Regions from separate parts of the Homo sapiens genome. Here region 2 is linked to region 1. Evidence: chromatin contacts called from ENCODE Hi-C or POLR2A ChIA-PET data. All regions are on one chromosome and are shown on one strand. Each heading gives the region's core, a stretch centred on a gene start or an enhancer-like site at or near the end of the contact. The rest is flanking DNA. Distances are from core to core; before and after follow the strand shown.

Evidence for each region. Hi-C counts contacts between places; a loop is a spot of excess contacts on that map. ChIA-PET counts read pairs that join two places held with the same protein, here RNA polymerase II (POLR2A). Pooled maps may share reads with other maps.
Region 2: a pooled map shows a loop between it and region 1 (2.4-fold over the local background). The contact joins two enhancer-like sites. A Hi-C loop is called at or near these places in 2 of 37 single-sample maps with no recorded cell type and 3 of 50 pooled maps. POLR2A ChIA-PET finds 5 or more read pairs at or near these places in 2 of 52 experiments (activated CD8-positive, alpha-beta T cell and naive thymus-derived CD4-positive, alpha-beta T cell).

The regions. Positions count from the first base shown.
Region 1 is chr12:67,447,060-67,452,281 of GRCh38, reverse strand. It overlaps LOC105369812 (a long non-coding RNA gene), which reads right to left. Exons shown (of 5, transcript XR_001749186.2): 4 at 111-175. Among named protein-coding and RNA genes, the nearest start is that of LINC02420, 7.1 kb to the right of the region's middle. RefSeq lists a silencer at 3,722-3,906. Within about 2 kb of position 2,606, at least 4 of the 41 ENCODE cell types and tissues checked have a DNase peak (open chromatin) inside an H3K27ac peak, as active enhancers do.
Region 2 is chr12:67,552,627-67,557,848 of GRCh38, reverse strand. All of the region lies in intron 2 of LINC02408 (long intergenic non-protein coding RNA 2408), which reads right to left. Among named protein-coding and RNA genes, the nearest start is that of LINC02442, 35 kb to the left of the region's middle. RefSeq lists enhancers at 1,797-2,296, 2,297-2,798. Within about 2 kb of position 2,333, at least 4 of the 41 ENCODE cell types and tissues checked have a DNase peak (open chromatin) inside an H3K27ac peak, as active enhancers do.

The sequences.
Region 1 (5,222 bases), core at 1,357-3,856:
AACTCTCATACACTTTGAAAAACTATTTGGCAGTATCTTCCAAAGCTGCATGTGCATATATCATGACCCAGCATTTTCACTTCTGCATACCACCCAACAGAAACACCTACCTATGTCCAGCTGGAAGACAGGCAGGCACAACATTCACAACAGCACTGTTTGTAATGGCCAAAATCTGGAGCAAAAAATGGAGAAAAATAGTAAAATGGATTTTTTATGTGGTATATTCACACATACACTACACAATATATGAAATGCATGATCTATGACCACATGCAATGATATAGATGTATTGAACAAACATAATGTTGCACCAAAGTCAGACACAAAATTGTATAAACTATGAATTTGCTTCCATCAGTATAAGATCTATAAACAGGTAAAGCTATCCATGCTGCTAGAAATCCAGAGTGACTAGAAAGGAGGATTAAGGAAGCTTTGGGATGCTGGTAATATTCTGCTTCTTTACTGGGGTTCTGGTTACACAGGAATATTTAGTTTCTGATGATCCATCAAGTTGTACATGTACATGTGAAAATTCCTGGGTATATAAATGTTTTGAAAACTAGGTCCATGTATCAGAACCACCAATTGGAGTTGCAGGCCACACATTTGCTAAAGCTGTTTGTTACAAAAAGCTGAAACTATTCCAGGATGCACTGCTCCAGCACTTGGGGTGGAGGTGGGTGGGAGGAGGAGGTGGGGGTTGGGGAGGGAACCTTCTGACCCTGGCTGGGTCACACCTCTGAGATGCTACAAGAACGAAGAATGGTAGGGGCCAGGTGTAGATGGGAGAAGGCAGCTGGTAGACAGCCTCGGCTTTCTGAGGTATCTGAGGTCTCTGATGGCCTCAAGGCAAACACTGCCTCCTGTCAGGCTCAGAACAGTAAAGACTCTCCAGCCAGCCTTCCTGAATGCCAACAGCCACAGGACTGTGCAGGTCTAATTTCCAATCAGATATGAAGGGAAGGAGAATGATCTCTGCTGATAAACCGAGTCTGGAAACCTTGTTATAGAATGCAGTAGAAAAAAAGACAGGAGAGAGGGAAAAACATATGAAGCGGTTCTTAGGTAATTTCTAAGAAGGAAGCTGCAGCAGGAACTCTGGCTACATACCAGAGATCGCCCTCTTATTTCTTTCACTTAATAACATTAAACAGGAAAAGAAGGAATGGAAATTCAGGAACTTCAAGGTCCCACTAGGGCACTGAGGACCAGTGTAGAGGAGGACTCATCCTGCACCAGACCTATAGGCATGGATTATACCATGCCCATGGTGCCAATTAAGCTTTAAGAATCACACTTGCTAGCATTGGAGAGGTTAGGGGGTCGGGGAGAGGTGGTACCTAAAGAAGGAAAAAGACGACTATCTGTGTTAGGCCATTCTTGCATTGCTATAAAGAAATACCTGAGACTGGGTGATTTATTTAAAAAAAAAAAAAAAAAGAGGTTTAATTGGCTCACGATTCTGCAGGCTTTACAGGAAGCATGGTGCTGGCCTCTGCTCAGCTTCTAAGAGGTTTCAGGCAACTTACAATCATGATGGATGGTGAAGGGGGACCAGGCACATCATGTGGCAAAAGCAAGAGCAAGAGAGAGAGAGGGTGCGGGGAGGGGAAGTACCACATATTTCTAAACAATCAGATCTCGTGAGAACTCACTCACTATGGTAAAGATAGCACCATGCCATGAAGGATCCACCCCCATGACCCAAACACCCCCCGCCAGGCCCCACCTCCAGCACTGGGGATACAATTCAACATGAGATTTTGGCAGGGACAAGCATGCAAACTATATCACCATCTGGTAACATCCTATGGCTATGGAAGGGAAGGGAATAGGCAAAATTGGTGGTTGAATTTGGTTGACAACCAAAACTCAGTGGACAACCCCTTTTTGGTATCCCAGTGGTAGAAGCCACTTGGAGAAGGTTGGGAAGCTGAATCAGCCCAGGATCTGTGTGGTCTTCAGCCTTCCAGGAAGTAGATCATGCTGGACAAAAACTTCAGACCTCAACCCACAGGATCTAGAAAGGCCAGGATGGAAGAAGCCACAAGGAAAGGAGATACTTAGAGCTCAGTGGTGCTGGTTAGGGAGTCTTTAAGGACACTTGAGAGCCAGCACCTGTGCCCTCATCCTGGCTTCAGATTCTGTGGCCTAAGTGCTAAAGCCTCCCGCCCACTCCTACAGATGTGAATGAGAGTCAGGGAAAAACTGGGGGTGGGTATGGGAGTCCGATGAGAGAAGAGCACATCAAACCCAGGGTATCTGTGAGAGGGAGCTGGATCCATAGGGCCTGCTCTGCATCTGCAAGTCCAGATGTAATGGCAACACACTTGGGCAGTTACCATCGCTACCTATGTGCAGAAGGCTACACAAACAGGAAGAGGAAATATTCAAGCACTGGCTCGTTCATTTTAACTCGAGAGTGTCTAAAACAGATCCCCAACAGCACGGAAAGTTTCAGTTTTGTAGTCAAGCAGATAAAGATGTGGCTAAGGAGAGTATTCTAAGGCAGATGCCAAGTGTATGCCCTCTGTGAGTGCAATGTGCATTGCCCATGGGCCTAGAGCATTCTAGAATAGATATGCAAAATACATGACCACTTAGGGAAAGTTGAGATGAGTCACTCTTTCTAAGAGTAACCGTTTAAAACATCACACTTAGTATCTCTGAGCCCCACAGCACATGCACTGTGAAGAATAAAAATTCAGATAACATTTAGACTTGCATGAACAATTGTTTTTTTTAAATAGACACCAAAGGAAACTCGAACCCAAATTCTAGATTCAGAATGCCCAACACTGCTTACCAGAGACAATGGATTTTGGTTTAGGTTTTAAAGAGTGATAAGTATCAGATTCAGATGCTAAGAGGTAAAAGGAGAAGACAGTTTTGCTGCTCACTCAGTGGGTTTTCTCAGTTTTAGACAAAGGTCACAAGGGATCTTGGGGGCTCCAGACACTATCGAGTAATTGGTAAAAAGGATGATCATGATATCAAATACCTGGAGTGCTAATTTCTTTAGAAACCAAATTATATAAGACCTTTGAGGCATGTGAACGTTCATCCCCAGTTCAGAACTGCCTGGAAGAAGCAGAGTTGACATTGTTCATTTTTAAATACTGTGCAAGTTCTGCTAGATGGCTAGCATCATAATGGGGTAAGAGCAGATCCTGAGTAGATCTTCCCTAGCACTCCTTAGCTGTTTCCCATGAACCTTAGAGAATCAAAGACCTATAGGCTTAGTGGATACTAAGAGAGATTTGAAGATAAACATGCCATTAAGGCAAAGCCCTTCTCTGACCTGACCCAAGCATGTCAGGCCAGAGACAGTAAGAAAAGGCACCAGAAAAGGCATTCCATGGATAAGAGAGAAGCCAGGGCCCTCCACCCTTTTGAACATTTTGAAAACTGAAAAGGGAAGGCCTGTAAGCAGATGCTCAGGGCCTTCATGATCTCTTTCAGCCAGGTTCTTGCACTAGTATCAGCTGATCAAGTCCTTTCCCTCAGTTTAAACCATGGACTACCGTACTGAGGGCTTAGGAGCTGTGCTTTCTGACATAGCAGGAAGATATCGGGAAGGTAGCTAAATTCTACTGGCAGAAGCTTAAACTATGTGAGATCTAATATCAATATCCTGTTTACAGATCAGAGCCATTGGCACATAATTAGGCAGTGAGACACCAATTCTAGGAGGTGTGTATACAAGGTGGAGGGGTGATCCACAGAAGCCTCCCCTCTGTGCTCTCCAGAGCCAAGCAAGACATGACAGGGAAGTAGAGGGTGGTCGTTTCGGTTATACAGATGCTGCACCTCTTGAAGGAGTCAGAGGCATGTGAGATTCCCAGGGTCCTAAGGGATCTGAGTTCCTTTATGCCAGAAAGCTTGGGCTTTCCAAGGTAAGGCCAATGGTAGCTCTCACTTATGTGGCTCCGGTAAACCTAACTGCTCCAGCCAGGAGGGACAAGATGGAAGCTCAGCATAGGAGGTGGTCAAGGAAAGAAACCTAGGACCTCTGAGGTTGAACTAGACTAGTGGTTTTTGTTTTTGTTTTTTTCAAGTAAATTTGAATTTGGCATTGAGATGGGCACAAATTAGAACAGCTTAAGGATGTATTATTAAAATGAGTGCTGAAATATTCTCTATGAAGACACTTTCCCCCAAGAATACTGTGGTATGGTTTTGAAGACCTCATAAGGCTTGGGATGGAACATAGTATGTGAATGTTGCAATGCTTTCCACCTTCTGGAAATCTGTAACTGGAGGGCAGAATTCTGGTGGAGGGTTCCACTTGTAAGTCTCACCCTAATAGTGTTGGTGGTACTTTAAATAATAAATTGAAAAAAATTATATTAATTTCTCTAAACTGAAATTATGAAACATATGTCACCATCCATACCTGTGAGCATTATCCCTGTGCCTTTTCCTTGTCTCTCCTGGGGATCTCAGAGAGGCCTCCCTTGTTTTTCAAATGAATCATATAGCAGTTTATTCCTTGATCTCTAGTTCCACAGTTCCTCTCCCCACTTCCCTCAGTATCTTTATTTCCCTTCAAATTTCACTTTACAGGTCTCTTCATCTGATCAGTGAGTTTCTTGCCAAACATATTTCAAGACCTTCTGGAAGTACCTTGCCAATAACCCATTGCCACATCATTATTGCTAACTCTTCATTATTCTCCATATTCTCTTTTCAATTTCAAGGATAACAATATCAATCAGTGTGGACCTAACCTGTGCTTCTTAAAGCCTCTCTGGACTGGGGTTTTAAAAGGATCACACTAAACCCTTAATTACTCCTCTTTTCTTGTACTCCCTTCTCTGCTCTTGTCCTGGAAGAGAGATCATGACAAGGGATGATAGCTCATAGTGAAGGAGCCACTCCTTGGCTGGCAAGAGGCTCTCCTAAACCACTACAAACAATTAGTCTTAATCCTGGCTTTCAAATAGAAGCACCTGGGGAGCTTTTAAAAAAATATGGATGCCTGGGTCCTATCCCACACCAATTAAATCAGGAACTCTTGGGATGAAGCCCTAGGGTTGGTATTTTTTAAAACTGCAGTGTGATTCTAATGTGCACTCAGTTTCAAAGCACTGTTAGGAGCTGTGGTTAGCCATGATCCTTTGTTGAGCATCTATTTGCAGCCAGATGTCAGCCCACACAATCAGGGCATAGAGGAGTAGCACAAGGATTCTCCAATCAAGTTATTCAATTCTCCC
Region 2 (5,222 bases), core at 1,084-3,583, 110 kb before region 1:
GGAATGGGAAATAGGAAGGCTCCTAATAAAGTCTTTGCAACGTTGAAAGCAAATAAATCTGAAAACAAATAATTTTTTTTGGAAAAAAAAAAATCACCAAAGCTGAACCATGAAGAGACAGAAAACAGACTGATAACTATGGGATAAATTGAGAAACTTACCAAAATCCTAAATTGCCTAAAAGTACCATGTTTCATAAGAGAAATCCTTAAAACTTTTGAGGAAAAATTAATTTCAATACTATTTAAACTTTCCAAGAGTGCATGGGGGAAAAAGGGGCTGTGAAAAGAAAGGCTTGTTCGGCAAAGTCAGCATAATATTTATACATAAATCTGACCTAAATAGAGTCTAAAAAGAAAAGACCAAGCTCATTTATGAATGTTGGCATTAAAATCTTAAGTGTGATTTTAGCAACTATAATTGGATAATATATTAAAGAGTATTACACCATAACCAAGTCAAGAGATTCTAGAATGCAAAAATGGTTCAAAGTTAATAAATATATTTATATAATTTATGTTTATGAGTCAAGTAACAAAATAATAAAAAGTTCAAGGCCCTACATGCTATAAAAGCATTTGACAAGATAAAAAATCTATTCCTGGCTGGGTGTGGTGGCTCACACCTATAATCCCAGCACTCTGGGAGGCCAAGGCAGGAGGATCACTTGAGGCCAGGAGTTTGAAACCAGCCTGAGCAACATAGTGAGACCCTGTCTTCACAAAAAATTGAAAAAATTAGACAGGCCTGGTGACCTATGCCTGTAGTTCTAGCTACTCAGGAAGCTGAGGTGGGAGAATCTCTTGAGCATGGGAGTTCCAGATTGCAATGAGCTGTGATTACACCACTGCACTCCAGCCTGGGTGACAGAGCAAGATCTTGTCTCTTAAAAATAAATTAATTAATTATATCCATAAAGGATATATATACTTGACTTTTTTGTTTTTTGAGATGGAGTCTTACTCTGTCGCCCAGGCTGGGGTGTAGTGGCGCAATCTCAGCTTACTGCAACCTCCACCTCCTGGGTTCAAGCAATTCTTTGCCTCAGCCTCCTGAGTAGAAACTATTCACTGGTATTACAGGCACCCACCACCACGCCTGGCTAATTTTCATATTTTTAGTAGAGATGGGGTTTCACCATCATGGCCACACTGGTCTTGAACTCCTGACCTCATGATCCACCTGCCTCGGCCTCCCAAAGTGCTGAGATTACAGGCATGAGCCACTGCACCCAGCCATACCTGACTTTTTAAGATACAAAATCTTAGTAAAGTAGGCATAAAGAACCTCATGCCTAATGATGAGATGGTAGAAAAATTCTCATTACCATTGGGAACATGACAAGGATACCCAGTATCTCCAGTATTACTCAGCTTTTCAGAAAATACTATCCAGTATAGAAATGGGAAATAAGTAGAAAAATTATTTTTCCCATGCCTAGAGAACTCAAAAGAATAAATGATGGGCTCACACCTGCAATTCCAGCACTCTGGGAGGCCAAGGTGGGAGGATCGTTTAAGGCCAGGAATTTGAGACCAGCCTGAGTAACACAGGGGGTCCCAATCTCTAAAAACAAACAAATTAAAATAAAGAATAAATGAAAAGAAGTATATTATTGGCAAAAAGAGAACTTAGTAAGCTTATCAAAAGTTTTTCTATATTTGCTGGCAACATGGCCGAATAGGAACAGCTCAGGTCTGCAGGTCCCAGCGAGATCGATACAGAAGGCAGGTGATTTCTGCATTTCCAAGAGAGGTAGCAAGTTCTTCTCATTGGGACTGGTTGGACAGTGGGTGCAGCCCATGGAGAGCGAGCCAAAGCAGGGTGGGGCATTGCCTCATCTGGGAAGCACAAGGGGTAGGGGGATTCCCCCCACCCCCAGCCAAGGGAAGCCCTGAGGGACTTTGCCATGAGGAATGGTGCACTCTGGCCCAGATACTGCGCTTTTCCCATGGTCTTCACAACCCGCAGACCAGGAGATTCCTTCCAGGGCCTATGCCACCAGGGCCCTGGGTTTCAAGCACAAAACTTGGCCGCCATATGGGCAGACACTGAGCTAGCTGCAGGAGTTTTTTTTTTTTTTTTTTTTTCATACCCTAGTGCCACCTGGAATGCCAGCAAGACAGAATCATTCTTTCCCCTGGAGAGGGGGCTGAAGCCAGGGAGCCAAGCGGTCTGGCTCAGTGGGTCCCACCCCCATGGAGACCAGCAAGCTAAGATTCACTGGCTTGAAATTCTGGCTGCCAGCACAGCAGTCTGAGGTCAACCTAGGACGCTAGAGTTTGCTGGGAGGAGGGGCGTCCGCCACTGAGGAGGCTTGAGCAGGCAGTTTTACCCTCACAGTGTAAACAAAGCCTCCAGGAAGTTCAAACTGGGTGGAGCCCATTGCAGCTCAGCAAGGCCACTGTGGCCAGACTGTCTCTCTAGATTCCTCCTCTCTGGGCAGGGCATCTCTGAAAAAAAGGCAGCAGCACCAGTCAGGGACTTACAGATAAAACCCCCATCTCCCTGGGACAGAGTACCTGGGGGAAGGGGCGGCTGTGGGTGCAGCTTCAGCAGACTTAAACGTCCCTGCCTGATGGCTAAGAAGAGAGCAGATCTCCCAGCACAGCGCTCAAGCTCTGCTAAGGGTCAGACTGACTCCTCAAGTGGTTCCCTGGCCCCCATGTATCCTGACTGGGAGACACCTCCCAGTATGGGCCGACAGACACCTCATACAGGAGAGCTCTCACTAGCACCTGGCAGGCACCCCTCTGGGATGAAGCTTCCAGAGGAAGGAACTGGCAGCAATCTTTGCTGTTCTGCAGCCTCTGCTGGTGATACCTAGGCAAACAGGGTCTGGAGTGGACCTCCAGCAAACTCCAGCAGACCTGCAGCAGAGGGGCCTGACTGTTAGAAGGAAAACTAACAAACAGAAAGGAATAGCATCAACATCAACAAAAGGGACATCCACTCAGAGGCCCTATCCGAAGGTCACCAACATCAAAGACCAAAGGTAGATAAATCCATGAAGATGGGGAGAAACCAGCGCAAAAATGCTGAAAATTCCAAAAACCAGAATGCCTCTTCTCCTCCAAAGAATCACAACTCCTCGCGAACAAGGGAACAAACCTGGATGGAGAATGAGTTTGACGAATTGACAGAAGTAGGCTTCAGAAGATGGGTAATAACAAACTCCTCTGAGCTAAAGGAGCATGTTATAACTCAATGCAAGGAAGCCAAGAACCTTGAAGAAAGGTTAGAGGAATTGCTGACTAGAATGACCAGTTTAGAGAAGAACATAAATGACCTGATGGAGCTGAAAAACACAGCACAAGAACTTTGTGAAGCATCCACAAGTATCAATAGCCGAATCGATCAAGCAGAAGAAAGGATATCAGAGATTGAAGATCAACTTAATGAAAGAAAGTAAAAAGACAAGATTAGAGAAAAAAAATGAAAAGAAACAAACAAAGCCTTCAAGAAATATGGGACTATGTGAAAAGACCAAATCTATGTTTGGTCTATGATTGGTGGAACTGAAAGTGACGGGAAGAATGGAACTGAGTTGGAAAACACTCTTCGGGATATTATCCAGGAGAACTTCCCCAACCCAGCAAGGCAGGCCAACATTCAAATTCAGGAAATACAGAGAACACCACAAAGACACTCCTTGAGAAGAACAACCCCAAGACACACAATCGTCAGATTCACCACGTTTGAAATGAAGCATAAAAGGTTAAGTGCAGCCAGAGAGAAAGGTTGGGTTACCCACAAAGGGAAGCCCATCAGAGCAACAGCAGATCTCTCAGCAAGAACTCTACAAGCCGGAAGAGAGTGGGGGCCAATATTCAACATTCATAAAGAAAAGAGTTTTCAACCCAGAATTTCATATCCAGCCAAACTAAGCTTCATAAGCAAAGGAAAAATAAAATCCTTTCCAGACAAGCAAATGCTGAGAGATTTTGTCACCACCCGCCCTGCTTTATAAGAGCTCCTGAAGGAAGCACTAAACATGGAAAGAAACAACCGGTACCAGCCACTGCGAAAACATACCACATTGTAAAGACCATCAACACTATGAAGAAACTGCATCAACTAACGGGCAAAACAGCTAGCATCATAACGACAGGATCAAATTGACACATAACAATATTAACCTTAAATGTAAACAGGCTAAATGCCCCAATTAAAAGATACAGACTTTTAATTGGATAAAGAATCAAGACCCATCAGTGTACTGTATTCAGGAGACCCACCTCACGTGCAAAGACACACATAGGCTCAAAAGAAAGGGATGGAGGAATATTTACCAAGCAAATGGAAAGCAAAAAAAAGGCAGGGGTTGCAATCCTAGTCTGTAATAAAACAGACTTTAAACCAACAAAGATCAAAAAAGACAAAGAAGGGCATTACATAATGGTAAAGGGATCAATGCAACAGGAAGAGCTAACTATCCTGAATATATATGCATCCAATACAGGAGCACCCAGATTCATAAAGCAAGTTCTTAGAGACCTACAAAGAGACTTAGATTCCCACACAATAATAGTGGGAGACTTTAACACCTCACAGTCAATATTAGACAGATCAATGAGACAGAACATTAACAAGGATATCCAGGACTTGAACTCAGCTCTGCACCAAGCAGAACTAATAGACAGCTTCAGAACTCTCCACCCCAAATCAACAGAATATACATTCTTCTCAGAATCACATCACACTTATTCTAAAACTGACCACATAATTGGAAGTAAAACACTCCTCAGCAAATGCAAAAGAACGGAAATCCTAACAGTCTCTCAGATCACAGTGCAATCAAGTTAGACCTCAGGATTAAGAAACTCACTTAAAACCACACAACTACATGGAAACTGAACAACCTGCTCCTGAATGACTACTGGGTAAATAACAAAATGAAGACAGAAATAAAGATGTTCTTTGAAACCAATGAGAACACAGACACAATGTACCAGAATCTCTGAGACACATTTAAAGCAGTGTTTAGAGAGAAATTTATAACACTAAATGCCCACAAAAGAAAGCAGGAAAGATCTAAAATCAACACCCTAACATCACAATGAAAAGAACTAGAGAAGCAAAAGCAAACAAATTCAAAAGCTAGCAGAAGACAAGAAATAATTAAGATCAGAGCAGAATTGAAGGAGACAGAGAAAAAAAAAAACCCTTCAAAAAATCAATGAATCCAGGAGCTTGTTTTTTGAAAAGATCAACAAAATAGA